Linked DNA regions of Mus musculus: region 2 is linked to region 1. A link is a loop called in an ENCODE intact Hi-C map of the cell type or tissue named here. Cell type or tissue: gastrocnemius. All regions are shown on one strand. Each heading gives the region's core, and the rest is flanking DNA. Links, peaks and the distances in the headings are about the cores only.

Region 1 (2,905 bases), core at 156-2,655:
TTGAATACTTACGACATGGCCGCTCACACTGATTGCCAAGATTGACAGCACTAACCATCGCCTTCACTTGTTTCAAGGGGGAAAGCCCCCTGTCACCCGGCTCCGCGTGCACCTCCTGGCACCCCGGCAGCAAACTTGTGCGCTCAGCGCTCCCCCCAGGGCCCGGGACAGGACACCCCCGCAGACTTGAGTTAACGGGCGGCGGGCCGGGGCCGCAGCGCTGGGGACCTGCTCCCTTGCTCCCCAGGCTCAGCTAATTGACTTAGCACCGACTCCCCTTTCTTTAATTTTTAAAATTTGTATCTTTCCCTTTTTCTTTAATGTCTTTTACTCCCGCGGCGCAGCGCACAAGGAACCCTCCCGAGAGGTACCATCCTGGAGCCCGCCCAGGTAACCGGGACGGAGCGAGCGAATTAAGAGAGCGAGGGAGGCTGAGTGAGAGAGCAGCAGTCATAGCTACCTGTTGGGGCGCCGTAGGGGGCAGGGGACAGGAGCCCCGCGTTAGGCTGGGCACTGGCCTCAGCGCCTCCCACTCCTGCCCTTCCCGGCACCTCTGGGGTTAGTTTCTCTGTACGGGGACGGCGGCTGGGGTGGGACAGCGGAGGGACGCGAGGCAGTCGAGCGCAGCCTTTGGCAGAGCCGCGGCTGGCCGGGAGGGGACTGGGAGGAGGGTGCTCGCCGGCGGGCAGGCAAGCGGGCGAGTCGAGGTAGAGAAAGGGGCCCGGCGCCGCTCCCTTGCTGTGGACACCCTGTTCCTCAGGATGCCTGCCTCTCTCGGAGAGTTGTGCCTTACTCCGGAGGCGGTGACAGATCTGCGTGGCGGGTTTCTGGTTTTCTTGCCCCCACCCCTTCCCCAAATCACTCCGAGAAAACACATGTTGTAGCCGCAGATAACTGTGCGTAGGACACCGAGGCAAAAGGGCAGGGAGAGACAGCCAAAGCCACCTTTGACAGCAGAAGTGTTATCGCCATCGCAAGTATTCGTCCGGAAATCTGTCTGCCCTCTTGGCCCACCTAATTCCTCCACCTTCGCCTCCCCAAGTAGATAATCTATAGAAGTGGGAATGAGATGAAAAAGAAGTCAGGTGGCTTAGAGAGTGAATTGTTAAGTCTCCGTAAAGTTCGAGGTAGGTATTTCATGGAAGTTCGCACAAGTGTGGGATGGAAGAAGTTGGTGTGCCTACTGTGTTGTGTTAGTGTTTCTCTCTCTCTCTCTCTCTCTCTCTCTCTCTCTCTCTCTCTCTCTCTCTCTCTCTCTCTCTCTCTCTCTCTCCTTCTCCCTCCCCCTCCCCTCTCTCTCCTCTTCCTCCCCTCTCTCCCTTTCCCTCGCTCTTTCTATTCTCCAGCTTAGGGTTCAGATGGGGCTCTTGGATGGCAATGCCCTTTGTACCCACAAGAGGGCAACATCTTGAGGGCTTTGTGAACACTGGATCTTTCATCGCGGCATGCTTGCTTGGGTTTTGAGAAAGTTTTAGCGAAACTTTCAAAGTGATATTTTATGTTATTCATAATATCAAAAAGTAAAGTCATAAAAAAGAAGAAACAAGAGAAAGGTGGAGGAGGAAAGGATGGGGAGAGGGAGAGAGGGGAGAGAGGGGAGAGGGGGAAGAGGGGAGAGGGGAGAGGGGGGAGAGGGGGGAGAGGGAGAGAGAGAGAGAGAGAGAGAGAGAGAGAGAGAGAACAGTTTAGATTGCCAGGGGAGTCTGAGCCACAGAAGGTGGGGGAGGGCTGTTGTAATTGTGGGTTTGGCCGACTGACGACTGGAGTGCCCTCTTCGGCAATCTTAGTTGTAGCCGGAGGTCATGTAAATCGACCTTAAAAGAATGCATAAGCCATAAATTAAACCCTCACCCAACGGCTGATCCATAAGTAGACAAAATCTAACCTGGACAAAACGGGCTTCCTTTAGGGCCGAGTTAACCCCTCTCCCCCAATAGAAACTCAATGCGAAGTTAGTTTTGTTAGAGAATGAATATTTTGTTTTCTTGAAAAGTGTCGATTTGCCGTGTGACTGCGCCGCCGCAGTTCTAAGAGGCGTCAGTGTTAGCCAGGCTGTGGCTCAGGGGCCGGGAGGACCCGCAGGGCTTCTGAACCTCCCCCATTTCGGACTGGGATCGTTGGCTAGTTGTGGGGTTGACGCTGGCCTAGGGCGGGCGGGACTCCAGGATCTTCGTAGCTCTCCGCGCTAGGGGTGAAATTTACCCGGAGGATTAAAGAAAACCCGGGTGGCTAGAAGCCGCGCGCTCCCTCCTCGCCCTCCACCACCGGGGCTTCCCACGACTTTCCCGGGACGCTCGAGTTCCAGTTCCCCTTGCTCCCTCCACTATTGCACTTTACTTTTAATGGTCCTCTCAGCAGTACACAAACCGAACTCCAAGGCAGTTTGCAACCCAACGGTGGTCCTTTTTGCTCAGCACGCTTGCTGCGCAGGCTGGCCCGCTGACGGCGTGGGCGAGGGACAGCCCCGTAAGGCTCGCGCGGGTTCGGCTTCCAGGTCCTCTGCGCTTCAGCCGGCACCCTCGGCTCAGAGCCTGACCCGCAACCTTCGTCCCTCTAGGCTCTCTGCCCGGCCCGCTACTGGCTGCCCGCTGCGGGCCGATGTTCGGAGCACCGGCTGGGCCCTGGGCGGGAGGCGGTGTTGGCGAGGCTCGCCTGCCCCGGGGGAGCTGCTTTCGGCTTTCTCCCTTAAAGGGCAGTACGAAGAAGGACCCGGGTTTGTGCAAAGGCTGCTGGGGCTGAACTGCTGCAAATGCAAAGGAACGGCCGGGCTCTGCGGAGGACAGACTGGCTCCGGGTCCGCGCAGCTTTAAGATAAAAAGAATTGGTGTGTTCGGATAGATAAAAGGTGGTCGTTTCCGGCGTATTATGAGTTTTATTTAAGCTTGTCTGACTCTGACCAAGTTTG
Region 2 (2,905 bases), core at 287-2,786, 560 kb after region 1:
ATGCTATAATTATCCATAGTCAGTTATAAATGCAATATAGTACCTCCTGCTCTGGGCAGGTTAGCATAAAATTTAATTTGTGCTAATTTACTTTCAAAAAATTTGAAACATATATTTTTAGAATTTGAGAGGGAGCAGGATTTCATGTGATATATCTACAAATAGATGTAACTTCTCAGTATCGCTTGCTTCCTTTTGACATAGCCCCAGCTAGCCAGGTGCTATTGAGTCCTTGGCTTATATCATCTCAGAGGTGCTTGTTGAACAAAGATATGTGTTTTTGTGTGTGTGTGTGTGTGTGTGTACAAGTTATAATCACACAAATATTTGTGTTATGTTAGTAAACGTTTAAAGAATTGGAGATATCCCTCTGGTGACTGAAGGTCAGTAAAGGCAGTATGAGCCCACATCTTCAGGCTTCTGGCTTTTCTCCTTCTATAACTAAGGCTGCTTACCTCTGTAAGGAGATGACACCTATGCTGGAGTGGCTCCGACCTGACAGGCTGGCAGGCTTTCTGTGAGAGTAAGGTGGATAGAAAGTCATATTGACATAGAAGCCTAATAAGAATTGTTCAAATGACCATTGACTAGAAGCTTGGTTAAAACAAGGCAGAAGGGCCTTCTAGAACACCCCTGACCCATTTTACAAACATGACTATCACGACTCAGGAAGAGTTACAGCGATGCTTGGGGTGAATCTTGACTATAATTTGCTGCCCAGAACCATTGAGGACCACCTGATAAATAACGTCTCAGACATAGTATCTGGGTTGAATAGAGCTTTAATTCTTGTGTACTGAATGAAAGGGGAGACACCGTGGCAGCTCTTGCTGCACAGGAGAGCTTGACTGTCACAAGATCTGCTGGTTTGTTTGAGCTGGGGACACAGCATAAAGAGGTGATCTGGTGTGACTCAACTTGGCATCTGCTGGGATGAGGCAGGAGCAGCATGCCTGGTGTCTCTTATTATTAGGGTGTAAAGCTCACTGCTCTTTATTACTGAGTCCTCCAGCCCCAGCTTCATCCTCAGCCTCAGTGATAGCCAAGATGATTATTCTGGAAGGACCCCAGCCTGGAAAGTCCAGCTAAAGCAACAAGGGCACATTAGAATAGAGGCAGAGTGAATCCTTTGCCAAATGGGGCTATTTGGGACTTGCCAGGCCCTTTCCCATTTTTCTCTTTCATCCATAGTTCTCAAACCAAGTTGAAGACGACACCAACCCACTTAAGAGTACCATTACAACATGCCCATGCCTCTCAAGGATTTTTTTTTAACGCTGCTCTCTCTCGTCTCTTTTTAAAAATGGTCTCAGATGGACCTCTGTGGTCTTAACTGCAGTATTTGTGCCCAACCCAATGCCAAGTGTGATCTGAGCTCTGTGATATTTGCCAAGTTGAAGTTCTGCCTTTATGTTGTGAAACTGTCAGCAAATTGCTGCGTTGTATTATTTAACCACCAGCTACAGCTTTAGGAACAGTCCAGGGATTCTTCCAAGAACATTTTTTGTCACTTCTGGCCACTTAACATGTTACAGAGGGCCTGGTTTGGCAAATGTGGGTTAGGAAGTCCCAGGTCTCATGTGAGAACTTACAGAGTTTCCCTCTCTCTTTCATTTTGTTTGTGGATCTATACAGGCAACAGCCTCAGATGCCCATCACCACAGGAACAGGTGTTGTGTATCCTGGTGCTATTACTATGGCAACGACCACACCATCACCTCAGATGACATCTGACTGCTCTAGCACCTCTGCCAGCCCCGAGCCCAGCCTCCCTGTCATCCAGAGCACGTATGGTATGAAGATGGACGGCGCAAGCCTGGCTGGGAACGACATGATTAATGGAGAGGATGAAATGGAAGCCTATGACGACTACGAAGATGATCCCAAATCAGACTATAGCAGCGAGAATGAGGCCCCAGAGCCTGTCAGTGCCAACTGAGGAGCTTTTGTTTGCTGAATTAAAACACTCTGACATTTCGCTCCCTTTCCCCCAACAACAACAACAAAGTTCTTAAAGAGCCCGCATGCATTTGTGGCTCCACAATACATCAGCAGAATGGTCTTAATTGCTTCGTAACGTGTGAGACAGATTACGTTTTCCTGATTTTTCATAAACTTGAGTTTTTGTCGTTACCGTTACTGTTGTTGTTTATTTAGGTGAAGACGTATTAAATATGAGACACCGGGACTTGGAAACTTATCTCTGCCCATCGCCGTCTTATGAGTCTTACATTTCTGTCTTACTATTTTTCTTTTGGATGTTGACAAAGGGTTTAAGTTACTGTTTTAGATGGGGTTAAACATTCTCACTCAGGTATGCTGTGCCGGCTACAGGTTGTGAATGTGTTTTTATTCTGAATTACTTTAGAAAACAACTGAGGATTTCGTATTGTGAAACCGGACAAGTCCACGGCGTGAGCGGCTGCATATAGAACATGTTCAAAAGGCCTCGGAATTCCATTTGTTTCAATGTGTAGAATTCAACTTTGAATGTGCCAAACTTTTTTCATAACTTTTGAATCTTAACTATTTTAAAAGTCTTACAGGAGACACTGCAAAGTCTTAGACAATCTTTGACATCTTAAAATAAAACAGCAAACCACATTTTTTTTCCAGAAAATGGTGAAGTACTCAGGAATCTGGAGACAAGATATTGTAAGGAATGAGCAAGGCTGCCACAGTGCGTGAACCCAATTGTGTTTGCCTCTTGATGTGCCATCAGTGTGTGGCGTGGGATGACATAGATCAGAGCAATCACCACACCAGACACCACACGGTGGACTCCCCTGTCTGAGACCGCCTCTCACTACATCCATTCTTACCTTGCCTTTGCCCTGACATTCAACCTTAACACATTGTTCTCTTAAATAATTTATTCATTCCAGAATGTCAAGGGTCCACTTAC

Evidence for each region. A loop is a pair of places that touch in the nucleus more often than their neighbours do. Peaks named below come from ENCODE experiments on the same cell type or tissue, not always from the same donor. Only the 100,000 strongest peaks of a DNase experiment are listed, where the experiment ranks them.
Region 2: a loop joins it to region 1, with 5 times the contacts of the local background. A loop is called at or near these places in 9 of 42 quality-filtered maps.

The regions. Positions count from the first base shown.
Region 1 is chr7:116,031,600-116,034,504 of GRCm38, reverse strand. The region is part of intron 1 of Sox6 (SRY (sex determining region Y)-box 6); the gene reads left to right. Sox6os (SRY (sex determining region Y)-box 6, opposite strand) reads right to left here and starts at 2,526. Exons shown (of 2, transcript NR_152104.1): 1 at 2,338-2,526; 2 at 1,955-2,185. In gastrocnemius, for the core only: a CTCF peak has its summit at 1,400 (motif pointing right); DNase peaks (open chromatin) are centred at 1,389, 1,724, 2,171, 2,572 and 1 more place; H3K4me3 peaks cover 2,500 bases; H3K27ac peaks cover 2,500 bases.
Region 2 is chr7:115,475,952-115,478,856 of GRCm38, reverse strand. It overlaps Sox6 (SRY (sex determining region Y)-box 6), which reads left to right. Exons shown (of 16, transcript NM_001025559.3): 16 at 1,636-2,905. The coding sequence ends at 1,939. Among named protein-coding and RNA genes, the nearest start is that of Gm51455, 20 kb to the left of the region's middle. In gastrocnemius, for the core only: no CTCF peak of the experiment used is centred there; a DNase peak (open chromatin) is centred at 1,763; H3K4me3 peaks cover 270 bases; H3K27ac peaks cover 2,500 bases.